3 separate regions of the Homo sapiens genome follow, and regions 1 and 2 are each linked to region 3. The links are chromatin contacts, found by Hi-C or POLR2A ChIA-PET in ENCODE. All regions are on one chromosome and are shown on one strand. Each heading gives the region's core, a stretch centred on a gene start or an enhancer-like site at or near the end of the contact. The rest is flanking DNA. Distances are from core to core; before and after follow the strand shown.

Region 1 (4,289 bases), core at 393-2,892, 380 kb after region 3:
CATCTCTGATAAAAATACAAAAATTATCTGGGTGTGGTGGTGTGCACCTGTAGTTCCAGCTACTTGGGAGGCTGAGGCAGGAGAATCGCTTGAACCTGGGAGGTGGAGGTTGCAGTTAGCCGAGATTTTGCCACTGCACTCCAGCCTGGCAACAGAGTGAGACGCCATCTCCAAAGAAAAGAAAAAGAAAAAGAAAAAAATTATTTAACTGTGATAAAGGAGTATATGATATGGTTGGACATGGTAGCTCACGCCTGTAATCCCAATACTTTGGGAGGCCGTGGCAGGCAGATCACACAAGCCCAGGAGTTTGAGACCAGCCTGGGCAACATGGTGAAACCCCATCTCTACAAAAAAAAAACAAAAAAAACAGCTGGGCATGGTGGTGCACACTTGTAGTCCCAGCTACTCAGGAGGCTGAGGTGGGAGAGTCACCTGAGCCCTGGGAGGTCATGGCTACAGTGAGCCAATCACACCACTGCACTGTAGCTGGGCGATAGAGTAAGACTGTCAAAAAAAAAAAAAAAAAAGAAAAAGAATATGAGATATAAGAAAATTTTATGATAGCCTGGGGCCAAGGAAGAGTACCCAAGGAATGACAAACTTGGAAGAGGGAGCCTGTCTTCAGGCTAGGGTTCAGACCTCGTTGGAAAAATACAGTTGCAGCCCACTGGATGGCAGAGAAGTTGGTTTGCCCAGGTTGGAGCTGGTCTATAATATCAGACAAGCAAGAAGCAACCCTCTGAGGCCACAAGGGATGTAAAGACGTAGGCAAGCTGCAACTCTCAGCCTGGGGTGTTAGGTGGACGGTGTGAATGGGAGTGCTGGTGCAGGCAGGAGGCCTGCAACACACAGTGTCAATATGGCAAGGTAGGCCGGGCATGGTGGCTCACGCCTGTAATCCTAACACTTTGGGAGGCCGAGGTGGGCAGATCACCTGAGGTTGGGGGTTCGAGATCAGCCTGACCAACGTGGAGAAACCCCGTCTCTACTAACGATACCAGTTTGAGACCAGCCTGGCCAACATGGTGAAACCCCATCTCTACTAAAACTACAAAATTAGCTGGGCATGGTGGTGCGTGCCTGTAATCCCAGCTACTTGGGAGGCTGAGGCAGGAGAATTGCTGGAACCTGGGAGGCAGAGGTTGCAGTGAGCCGGTATTGCTCCATTGCACTCCAGCCTGGGCAACAAGAGCAAAACTCCGTCTCAAAAAAAAAAAACAAAAAACACACAGGCTGGGCGAGGTGGCTCACACCTGTAATCCCAACACTTTGGGAAGCCGAGGCAGGCAGATCACAAGGTCAGGAGATCGAGACCATCCTGGCTAACACGGTGAAACCCCGTCTCTACTAAAAATACAAAAAAAATTAGCTGGGCGTGATGGCAGGCTCCTGTAGTCTCAGCTACTCAGGAGGCTGAGGTAGGAGGATGGCGTGAAGTCGGGAGGCGGAGCTTGCAGGAGCCGAGATCGTGCCACTGTACTCCAGCCTGGGCGACAGAGCGAGACGCTGTCTCAAAAAACCTGTGGCTGGGCATACAGGTGTGCAGAGGACATTGGTGGAAACACTAGTGCACAGGCAGGATGCAGCCAGTGGCCAGGCATCTTGGTATAGAGAGGAAGTGGGGACCTGGTGTGGGCAGGAAGCCTGGAGTGCAGCGTCTGTCCAGACAGCTTGAGAAGGTGATCCGGAAAGTGCTGCGATGTTGCTGAGGGACCATGCTTTGCGGATGTGTGGCTGGGGCGGAGCAGTACTAGATATTCTCACACCCTGACTGCTGGCTGACCACCAACCCTGGAAGCACAGGAGGGCCCCTTCCTAGTGCAGTGTCCTTCCAGCGCCCTCTGCTGAGAAAGCTTAACATGCTCACTATAAAGGAGAAATGTTTAAAGGAATGCTGACCATTACCACAGAACATGGGTTAAAGGGTGAATTTGGAGCTGAGAGGCAATGCGTTGATAACTGGCATGCTAGATTTGTATGAATATCTATTTTCCTATCAGATGTTTTTTCACCCAATGATTTTAGTTATAGAATGTCAAAAGAAATGCATATGGGTTGTAAATTCAAATAATGCCAAAGTATATACAGACATGCTTTGGAGATATTATGGGTTCAGTTCCAGACTACAACAATATAATGAATATTGCAAAACACGTCACATGAATTTTTTTGGTTTCCCAGTCCATATAAAAGTTTTATGTTTACAGTATACTGTAGTATATTAGGTGTGCAATAGCATTATGTCTAAACAAAAGTACGTAACTTAAAAATACTTTATTGCTAAAATATGCTAGTGATTATCAGAGTCTTAAGCAACGTGTAGTATTTGTGCTGGTGGAGGGTCTTGCCTCAGTGATGATGACTACTAATTAATCTGAGTTGTGGTTGCTGAAGGTTAGGGTGGCTATCATAATTTCTTAAAACAACAATGAAGTTGCCACAACAGTGGGCTCTTCCTTTCATGAAAGATTTCTCAGTAGCATGCAATGCTGTCTGATAGCATTTTATCCAAAATAGAACTTTCAAAATTGGAGTTAATCCTTTCAAACCACGCCGCTGCTTTATTAACTAAGTATATGTAATACTCCGAATCCTTTGTTGTCATTTCAACAGTGTTCACAATAGTAGATGCCATCTCAAGAAACCACTTTCAGCCGGGCATGGTGGCTCACACTTGTAGTCCCAGCACTTTAGGAGGCCAAGGTGGGCAGAGCACTTGAGGCCAGGAGTTCAAAACCAGCCTGGCCAACATGGTGAAACCGTGTCTCTACTAAAAATACAAAAATTAGCTGGGTGTGGTGCTGGGTGCCTGTAATCCCAGCTACAGGAAGCCTAGGCAGGAGAATTGCTTGAACCTGGGAAGCAGACGTTGCAGTGAGCCGAGATCGTGCCACTGCACTCCAGCCTGGGTGACAGAGCAAGACTCTGTCTCAAAACAAACAAACAACAACAAAAAAAAAAAACCCACTTTCTTTGCTCATCCATAAGAAGCAAATCCTTATTTGTTCAAGTGCTGAGATTGAAGCAATTCAGTCACATCTTCAGGCCTCACTTCTAATTCTGATTCTCTTGCTATTTCCACTGCATCTGCAGAGACTCCTACTGAAGTCTTGAACCCCTCAAAGTCATCCATGAGGATTGGAATCAACTTCTTCCAAACTCCTGTTAATTTTGATATTTTGACCTCCTCTCATGAATCATAAGAGTATTTTATTTTTATTTTTTTTATTTTTTGGGACGAAGTCTCATTCTGTCACCCAGGCTGGAGTGCAGTGGCATGATCTCGGCTCACTGCAACCTCCGTCTCCCGGGTTCAAGCGATTCTCCTGCCTCAGCTTACTGATTAGCTGGGATTACAGGCACCCGCCACCACACCTGGCTAATTTTTATATTTTTAGTAGAGACAGGGTTTCACCGTGTTGGCCAGGCTGGTCTTGAACTCCTGACCTCAGGCGATCTGCCTGCCTCAGCCTCCCAAAATGCAGGGATTACAGGTGTGAGCCACCGTGCCCAGCCATGAATCATAAGTGTTCTTAATGGCATCTACAATGGTGACTCCTTTCCAGCTGAGATTGCACCACTGAAAACCTTTCCAGGCTTTCAGTTTTGTCCAGATCCATCAGAGAAATTACTAGCTATGGCAGCTATAGCCTTATAAAATGTATTTCTAGGCCAAGCATGGTCGTGCACACCTGTAAGACCAGCACTTTGGGAGGCCAAGGTATAAGAATCACTTGAGGCCAGGATTTCAAGACCAGCCTGGCAACAGAGACCCCGTCTCTACACACACACACACACACACACACACAAATTTTTTAGCCAAGTGCACTAGCATGCGCCAGTAGTCCCAGCTACTCAGGAGGCTGAGGTTGGAGCATCACTTGAGTCCAGGAGTTTGAGGCTTCAAGGCTACAGTGAGCCATGATCACATCACTGCACTCCATCCTGGGCAACAGAGCAAGACAATGTCTTTCTAAAAACAAAACAAAACAAAACAAAAAAAACGAGAGAGAGAAAGAAAAAAATGTATTTCTTATATAAGACTTGAAAATTGAGGCCGGGCGTGGTGGCTCACATCTGTAATCCCAACACTTTGGGAGGCTGAGGCAGGCGAATCACTTGAGGTCAGGAGTTCGAGACCAGCCTGGCCAACACGGTGAAACCCTGTCTCTACTAAAGAAATAGAAAAATTAGCTGGGCATGGTGGTGCATGCCTGTAGTCCCAGCTACTCAGGAGGCCGAGGCAGGATAATTGCTTGAACCCGGGAGGTGGAGGTTGCGTTGAG
Region 2 (4,164 bases), core at 1,268-3,767, 280 kb after region 3:
AAGAAGGCAGCCCCAGTTTTCTCCCCAGAATAGGGCAGGGGCTCCTGCTGCTGAGTTCTCCGGCTGATGCTGCCCACCTCCACTTGCCTAAGACCCCATTCCTGGCTTGGAGGTCCGTGGATACAACCCAGCATTCTGTGTATGCAAAAACAGTAGCCATTCTTTGCCTAAGGAGCCAGTTTTTTCAGGGGTCTTTATTTTTGTAGCGCCTGGGGAGTCAGTTCATCTGGGGGTATCACCTGATCCAGCTGGCCCCCTTCCACCAGCTCAGACACTGCAGGATTGAAGCCCTCCTCCTCCCACCAGTGACCCTAAATTCCAGCATCCAACCACCAGCCTCAAGGTGCTGGTTCCCCACCACATTCCCCTCCCGGGAGCCCCCGAGGGCCCCAGCCAGGCTGGCCTCGGCTCTCCCCGCAGGTGGTGGTGTCCACGACGGTGAGCGTGGACGGACACGTGCTGGCCGTGTCCGACAACATGTTTGTGCACAACAACTCCAAGCATGGCCGCAGGGCGCGCCGCCTGGACCCCTCCGAAGGTCAGGACCCCCGGCCCAGCCCCGGCCGCCGCGGGCCCAGCCAGCCCCCCAGGCCCCACCTCAGCGCGGTCCCCTGACCTGGGTCCTCTCCTGCCTCCCAGCTGCCACCCCCTGCATCAAGGCCATCAGCCCCGGGGAGGGCTGGACCACGGGCGGCGCCACCGTCATTGTCATCGGCGACAACTTCTTCGACGGGTTGCAGGTCGTGTTCGGAAACGTGCTCGTGTGGAGCGAGGTGGGCCAACCCCGCCAGTCTCCCTCTGGGCCTAGGGGCTGGGCCCTCCCCTCGCCGGTGCGGGACCTGCAGGCCTCCCCTCTCCCCTCGCAGCTCATCACGCCCCACGCCATCCGGGTGCAGACGCCCCCGCGGCACATCCCCGGGGTGGTGGAGGTGACCCTCTCCTACAAGTCCAAGCAGTTTTGCAAGGGATGCCCCGGCCGCTTTGTCTACACAGGTAAGGAGTCGGGCGGGGGAGTGGAGGTCTAAGGTGCGCGGAGGGAGCCCCACCCTGCGCACTGGTCTCCGTTCTTGGTGATAGGAGTTAGCCGAGCTCTACGCTGTGGCCACGACCCCTAGACGGCCCCGGGCCCCTTTAACCACCTATGCCTGTGATCGCTCCGCTCGCAGGACCGTCTTTCCCTGGCTCTGTGTGTTTCCCTCCCTGGCCTCTGGCTCCTTAGTCCCTTCCCCGGGGCAAAGTCCCCCCCACAACCAACATTCTTACTCCCTCAGCCATCTCACCTCCTGAACATTGTGTCTCCCGCCCGCACTCTCCAGGGTTTAGAGCCTCTCCAAAGGGATGTTTATTCCAAAGATGCCAATGGGGTCGCTGCTCCCCGAATCTTCTCTGGGTCTCTTGGTTCCCCCACGCTACCCCAGGCCTCACTCTGCATGTACACGCACACACACGTGCGTACATACACACCCCTTGCACGACGCCAGGGCGAGCAGTGAACACACGTGGAGAGGCAGTGTAGAACCCCCCAGCCTGGCTCTATTTGGCCGCTGGCCGAGTCTTCTCCATTTCCATCCTCCCGCCCCGCCCCAGCTGAGCCACCCACTTCTCCTCTCCACCCCACCGCAGTCCCCACCATCGCGCAGCCCCCCGCACCGATGCTCATCGAGCCCTTCGAGGGACACTCGGTAGTGACCCTACTTAGCCTCCCCGGAGCTCCAGTCTAACGCGGAAAGGCTGAGCAGAGAACCGCATGGGGTGGGTGGGGTCACGCGGTCAAGGGGCTGACAATCAAGGAAAACCTTTGGTAGGGAGTGCCTGCTGAGCCCGGCTCAACCGAAACCCGAGGGCTGAGTGGGGAGGTTGACCTGGGGAAGGAAGGGTGGTTGCAGAAGGAATGATAAGGACCGATCCCCAGAAGTGAGTGCTTTCTCTTTGCCGGGAAACTAAAGGAAATCCACTAAGTCAGGATCAGAGGTGAAGGTAGGGCTCTGAGACTGGTGGATTAGGTCGGGGCCAGGCTATCTGAAAAGGGCGGTGCGGGGATCAGGAAAAGGGGAAGGAGGAGGAGAAGGGCGTGGGGAGCTGGGTCAGACGCGCATACACACACACACCCCTTGCACAACGCCAGGGTAAGCAGTGAACACAACACACGTGGAGATGCAATGTAGAATCTGGCCGCTGGCCGGATCTTCTCTACTTCCATCCTCCCGCCCCAGCCCAAGCCACCCACTTCTCCAGTTGCTTCCCTGGGGTGCATGCAAACCTCTAGCCTTCAGATGCTGCAGAGAGTCCACTTGAGCCGTGATAAATGGAGATTGTTAAGTTTTTTCTTTTTTATAATAAACTCCTGATTTGACCAGATGAAAAGAGAAAACTCTCCATCGAGTCCTGCCCTTAGGACTATAACTCATATGTGTATACGGTTTCCCTTTTTTCTAATCACAAATGGGTGCATGTGTGTTCATACCAAGCGCCTAGGGCCGAGGACAGAGGCTGGCTCAGTAAATATTTGTTGAGTAAACAAACGAAAGAACTGAAACTTCCCTGAATCTCGCTGCCGGGGGTGCCTGGAGTTTTCCGGGGGACTTGGGCTGGGCCTGGTGGAGGGGGCTGCAGCGAGGCTCTCGGACTGGGCGCTGGCCTGCTTTTGGCGCCCTGCGTCTCACCCTGGGAGTGGGGGGCTGCGGGGGAGACGTCCTCCAAACGCCGCCCCCTTCCCCAGCTCTGAACGAGCCCACCATTGACTACGGATTCCAGAGGCTACAGAAAGTCATTCCCAGACACCCCGGAGACCCCGAGAGGCTGCCCAAGGTACTCAGAGGGGCGGGGCGGGGCGGGGCTGAGGGTGTCCTGTGGGCAAGGGGGTGAGGAGGGGCTCCCGAGGGCCCCTTGGTCGCCCCCAGGGGCTGCCCCTCCGTCCCGCTGTCTCTCCCCCTGTCCCCAGGAAGTGCTGCTGAAGCGGGCGGCCGACTTGGCAGAAGCCCTGTACGGAGTGCCCGGCAGTAACCAGGTATGGCGCCTCCGCCCTCCCAGCGCCGCCGGGACCGGGGCCCCCCAGCACGCGGCGCCCGCGGCTGCCCCGGCCGTGCCCCGCTCTTGTCTTCGCAGGAGCTGCTCCTGAAGCGCGCGGCGGACGTGGCCGAGGCTCTGTACAGCACCCCCCGCGCACCCGGGCCGCTCGCACCCCTGGCCCCGAGCCACCCACACCCCGCCGTCGTGGGCATCAACGCCTTCAGCAGCCCGCTGGCCATCGCCGTCGGGGACGCCACCCCGGGGCCCGAGCCGGGTGCGTGGGCCGCGCCTCCCCGCCGTCCTCGGGCGCCGCCACCGCCCCTCCCCGGCCGGCACCGCCCCCTGACGGCCGCGCTCTCTCTCGCAGGCTACGCGCGCAGCTGCAGCAGCGCGTCCCCCCGCGGGTTCGCGCCCAGCCCCGGCTCGCAGCAGAGCGGCTACGGCGGCGGCCTCGGAGCTGGCCTGGGCGGCTACGGCGCGCCGGGCGTGGCCGGCCTCGGCGTGCCTGGGTCCCCCAGCTTCCTCAATGGCTCCACCGCCACCTCGCCCTTCGCCAGTGAGTGTCCCCCGCCCGCGAGGGAAGGTCTGGGGCCGGGGAGCGGAACGGGACTCAGCCCCGCCCCCGCCCATCCCGGAGAGGTTGGGGCGCCGGCGCCGTGAGAGTCGACCCTGGCTCAGCCCTCGGGGTCAGGCCCACCGTCCCCGCCTGGGACCTCCCCTGCCGCAGAACCTCAACCCCACCCCTAGGCTGCACATCCCGGGGTCCTGGGGCCAGAGTACTCCGTGCACTTTTAGCCTTCTTTGCCGGTCCGTTATGCACATCGCTTCTAGGCCTCCGGTCCCCCTGAAGTGGGCTCTAATGGGTGGCGGGCGTCCATCTGAAACCTGGGACACCGCCCCCTTCCCATCTCGCGCCCGGACTTGGGGAGGAGGCTGGCGCCGCCTGCCGGAAGCCTAAGGAAACTCAGGGCTCGAGGGAAGCCGGCTTCCAGCCGCCCCCCAGCTCCCAGGACTCCAGAGGCCAGGTGGGCGTGGGGAGGATGTGGTCCCCGCGATGTCGTCCGGCAGAGCGAGCGAGTTCTGTGTGATCAGACAGAATTTGAGTTTCAGTGTCCAAATCAGGAGCTGCCGGGCATTCAGCAAGTTACTTATTTG
Region 3 (4,506 bases), core at 1,293-3,792:
AATGAAATCCACATATCAAGAATTTGTTAGTGTGCCTCCAAGACTATATTTGGCAGAGGGAAACTTCTGATGGTTAGGGTGCTAACCAGTTTGGACATATAATGGTCTTTAACCCAACAAACATTTCTGCTTTCATAACCTGGGTTCCAATGTGCTAAAATAAAGAAGTGACTATATAGGTATCACTTTGTGAACTGTCAGGTACCCTAAGCAGTTGTATTTCTCTCTATAAACAAATCACCTGGCATTTGATCTGTATATCATCCTCCCATCAGTCTGACTGCTATACCCAAGTCCTAACCCACCAAGTGCCTTCTATGGACATCTGTTCATCTCTGTGAGCTCAGACAACAAAGTTCTGAACCTGCAAATATGCAGATCAAAACCTTGACTCCATGGCCGGGCTCAGTGGCTCACTCCTGCAATCCCGGCATTTTGGGAGGCCGAGGTGGGCAGAACACCTTAGGTCAGGAGTTCAAGACCAGCCTGGCTAACATGGCGAAGCCCCGTCTCTACTAAAATTACAAAAATTAGCCACACGTGGTGGCAGGTGCCTGTAATCCCAGCTACTCGGGAGACTGAGATGGGAGAATCGCTTGAACCTGGGAGGTGGAGGCTGCAGTGAACTGAGATCATGCCACTGCACTCCAGCCTGGGTGACAGGGAAAGACTCCATCTCAAAAAAACAAAAACAAAACTTGACTCCACACAAAGATACTGCGAGCCTCCCTCAGGTTAGGTGGTTCAGTTTCCATTCAATGACCATTTTAACCAGCTTCTAACCACAAGGGATCTGAACCTTTAGGGCAACATTCACTGGTCCAGCTCAACTAATGTTTACTGGGTGCTCACTGTGTATCTGGCACTGTGATAAGCACAGTACATCTCATTTAATCCCCAAAATTGGGCCCATTATTATCCCTATTTTACAGATGAGGTCACTGAGGCTAGGAGAGGTTAAGTAACTTGCCCAGTTTCACAGCTGGGAAGCTGTGTTGGAACCTAGACAAAATGAATCCAGCGCCTATTCTAACCAGTTATCCAAACAATATCCTACCAGGTTTCCCTGCTTCCAGTCCCATCGAATATACATGCCAGAGCTAGAGCAATCTTTCTAAACACCACTAAGCTTATGTCATTTTGCTGGTTAAAATCCTTCAGTGGGCAGGGTGTGGTGGCTCACGGCTGTAATCCCAGCACTTTGGGAGGCCAAGGTGGGTGGATTAACTGAGGTCAGGAGTTCGAGACCAGTCTGGCCAACATGGTGAAACCCCGTCTCTACTAAAAATACAAAAAATTAGCCAAGTGTGGTGGCGGGTACCTACAATCCCAGCTACTTGGGAGGCTGAGGCAGGAGAATCGCTTGAACCCGGGAGGTGGAGTTTGCAGTGAACCCTGATCGATCCACCGCACTCCAGCCTGGGCAACAAAAGCAAAACTCCGTCTCAAAAAAATAAAAATAAATTAAATTAAATCCTTCAATGACATGCCTCACCACCACTGAGGTAAAATTAACATGCAAGGCCTTTAGTAACTAGCCTCCTGCCAATTCTTCCCGTCTTCCCTTCTTTCTTCCTTTCTCCTCCAGCAACTTTTTCTCAGTCAACAAACGCAGAAAAATCCAGTAACTTTTTAAATCTTGTTACCCTTCAGCCTTTGTTCCTTCAGTTCTCCGGGTCTGTAATATTCCCCCCATTTTCGCCGGGAACATTCTTGCTAATCTTTTAGGAATCTGCTCAGGAACCATCTATTTGAGAAAACATTCTTACCCCGCCCCGCTGCCGTTACTTTTACCGAATGACCACACTGAATTATATTATGTGTCCCCAGCTACCTCTGTGAAGGAAGCAAACATATTTCAGAGAGTAGCCCCAGCGCCTGAGAAGTCAGGCACAGGCAAACACGGAAACGTGATGAGCAACTGAGTGGAGCTCTTCCTCCATTCGCCATCACCCTCCTCCGCCCTCCTCTCCATCCAGCAGACCTAGCGAGACTCTAGCGTGGTCCACGAGCCCCTTCCACCCACTTCCGCCAACTCTTTCTCAGACTCACAAACTTCCGCAAGTCTGAGCCTTTTACCGGGTCCCCCTGCGGCTCCAGTGCCTGCTCCGAAGCCCGGGACATATATTTATTCGGCAAAAGTTAACTTAGTGCCTACTGGGTCCCAGGAATTATGGCTACAGCGGTGTCGAGAGCCGCGGTTCTACCCTCGCCCCTGCCGAGCGACCTCGGCCTCCGACACCGGTTCCAACCTTTTCCTCGACCCCATGCCTAGCCGAACCGCCAAGGTCCTGGTCTTTCCCGCCCAGACCGAGCGGCCTCGGCCCAGGCCTTCACCGCCCTAAGTGGCTCCAACCCACGGCTTCCTCCCCGATCAGTCGCGGTTCCCACTCCACAACAGACTCGGAAGCTCCCGCGCCGCCAGCCTGTGCCCTCCTTACCATGGTGGCGGTTCTGATGGCTCTGATACCCGCCGGATTCGCCTCCTCAGAGGCCTAGCCTCTCTCCCACAGCCGATTTCCCGCCGCCGCTACCGGAAATGCAGCACCACGTAAAATGCGGTCGGGTAGAAACCTACTTCCGGTCCAGCTCACTAGCCCTGGAGTTCCGGCCCCGGAGCGGAGCTTCTGCCGAGCAGAGGCGGGGCCTGGGGACTGGGCGTTAACATCCGGCTTTGACGTAAGGAGAGCCTTAAGTTCCTGTTTGGACACCTTCCTAGCTTAAATCCGTACTGAGAGCTGCTCTGTGTCACACTCATTTCTCTTCACCCCGCCTTTCCCATTAACCTCTCGGTCCTCATTTCCCATCACCCTCCCCGGCTCTCTCCTCTACAGTCACTATTCTTGCTTTTCCCTCCACTGGCTGGACGTGCTCCTTTTTCAGCCCCTCTGCATTTGCTTTCGCCTCTGCCTGGAATGGTAGTCCCCAAGGTATACCAGAAGGCTGCTGCCCTCACCTCTTTCAAGGTTTAAGCTTAAATAACATTTTCCCAGTGAGGATTTCCCTAGCCATCCTGTAACCTTCCCACCCACCTCATCCTCATCTCTCCTGTATTTCCCTCTTGCTATCTAACACGCTGTATATTTTTGTTAGTTATTTTATTATCCCCTCCCCATTAGAATGTAAGATCCATAAGGGTGTGAATTTTTCTCTTTGTGTATTACTCATTGCTGTAGTGCCTAGAACACTTTAGCACAAAATAAGGGCTCTACCCATATTTGCTGATAATCGCATCCAGTCGTATGACATTTATTTTTTTTCTATGACTTTTTTTTTTCTTTTGAGACAGAGTCTCAGTCTGTCACCAAGGCTGGAGTGCAGTGGCACAATCTCGGCTCACTGCAACCTCTGCCTCCCCGGTTCAAGCGATTCTCCTGCCTCAGCCTCCCGAGTAGCTGGGAATACAGGCCTGTGCCACCACACTCGGCTAATTTTTGTATTTTTAGTAGAGACGGGGTTTTGCCATGTTGGCCAGGCTGGTCTCGAACTCCTGACCTCAACTCCTGGTCTCGAACTCCTGATCCACCCACTTTGGCCTCCCAAAGTGCTGGAATTACAGGCGTGAACCATCACACTGGGCCCTTCCTATGACTTTTAAATACAGCATATACACCCAAGGCTTTCAAGTTTGTTCCTCTAACCTTGGTCTCTTCATTTAACTCTTGGCCCTTTATATCCAGCTGCCAGCGTGATGTGAATGTCTAATAGGTATACCAAATTTAACATGTTGAAAACTGAATTCTTGATTCTATTCACTGTTTCTAAAACCACTTCACCAGTGTTCCCCATCCCCGAAGTTTCTTGGATTAAAAAAGAAAAAAAAGAAAATGACAAATTTGAAGCATATTTCATTCTTCTCTTTCTCTGCCATCGAATAATCAAATTCATCAGCAAATCCTGTGGCCCCCACCTTCAAATTATCTTGAATATGATTGTTGTCACCCACTCCATTGCGTCCACTCTAGTCATAGCCACCATCGTCTCTGTCTTGGATCATTGAACGAGCCCGTAACTTGTCTCTTTGCTTCCTTTCTTGTTCTCACGGCAGCCAGAGGGATCCTTCTAAACGTACTGGGATATCAGATGATGTCATGTCCTGGTCTCCACTTACCAAAAACTTCCCAGCACACATGGAATAAAATCTAGCTCTGCGCTCCTCTCCAACCTCATTCATCTCCGTCAACATTGCCCTCATTCATCCTTCTCCAGTCACACTAATCTCCTTGCTGTTCCTCAAACCCAGCAAGGAGAGCTTCCACCTTGGTGCTTTGCCATCTTCACACCATCTCTAAAGGGTGTGTTCTGTTGTCCCGTTTCCTGTCACCTGTAGATGAAGAGGCGAAGCCTCATAGAAATGAATTATGTTGCCCAAAGTGGCGGAGTCAGAGTGGGAATATAGGTCCGTCTGGCTCCTCAGCTGTTCATTTGCCCCCACCTTACCCAGCTGCCTAACACTTCATTCATGCATGCATTTAAAATCATTTTTATTTAGCATCTACTAAGGCC

Evidence for each region. Hi-C counts contacts between places; a loop is a spot of excess contacts on that map. ChIA-PET counts read pairs that join two places held with the same protein, here RNA polymerase II (POLR2A). Pooled maps may share reads with other maps.
Region 1: a pooled map shows a loop between it and region 3 (4-fold over the local background). The contact joins the enhancer-like site here to the promoter of SNRPB in region 3. A Hi-C loop is called at or near these places in 6 of 37 single-sample maps with no recorded cell type and 16 of 50 pooled maps. POLR2A ChIA-PET finds 5 or more read pairs at or near these places in 3 of 52 experiments (CD4-positive, alpha-beta T cell, activated B cell and activated naive CD8-positive, alpha-beta T cell).
Region 2: a map of CD4-positive, alpha-beta memory T cell shows a loop between it and region 3 (11-fold over the local background). The contact joins the enhancer-like site here to the promoter of SNRPB in region 3. A Hi-C loop is called at or near these places in 2 of 168 maps with a recorded cell type or tissue (CD4-positive, alpha-beta memory T cell and naive thymus-derived CD4-positive, alpha-beta T cell) and 7 of 50 pooled maps. POLR2A ChIA-PET finds 5 or more read pairs at or near these places in 1 of 52 experiments (naive thymus-derived CD8-positive, alpha-beta T cell).

What each region holds. Positions count from the first base shown.
Region 1 is chr20:2,850,454-2,854,742 of GRCh38, forward strand. The region is part of intron 1 of VPS16 (VPS16 core subunit of CORVET and HOPS complexes); the gene reads left to right. Among named protein-coding and RNA genes, the nearest start is that of VPS16, 12 kb to the left of the region's middle. Within about 2 kb of position 1,643, at least 5 of the 41 ENCODE cell types and tissues checked have a DNase peak (open chromatin) inside an H3K27ac peak, as active enhancers do; they include CD4-positive, alpha-beta T cell, where a contact is called at or near this core.
Region 2 is chr20:2,748,981-2,753,144 of GRCh38, forward strand. It overlaps EBF4 (EBF family member 4), which reads left to right. Exons shown (of 17, transcript NM_001395167.1): 8 at 421-538; 9 at 640-773; 10 at 867-993; 11 at 2,720-2,808; 12 at 2,942-3,007; 13 at 3,106-3,283; 14 at 3,377-3,565. Among named protein-coding and RNA genes, the nearest start is that of CPXM1, 50 kb to the right of the region's middle. RefSeq lists silencers at 1,327-1,466, 3,245-3,424 and enhancers at 1,403-2,083, 2,152-2,663. Within about 2 kb of position 2,518, at least 8 of the 41 ENCODE cell types and tissues checked have a DNase peak (open chromatin) inside an H3K27ac peak, as active enhancers do.
Region 3 is chr20:2,468,247-2,472,752 of GRCh38, forward strand. SNRPB (small nuclear ribonucleoprotein polypeptides B and B1) reads right to left here and starts at 2,543. Exons shown (of 7, transcript NM_003091.4): 1 at 2,442-2,543. The coding sequence starts at 2,444. RefSeq lists enhancers at 2,163-2,282, 2,443-2,492, 2,503-2,552.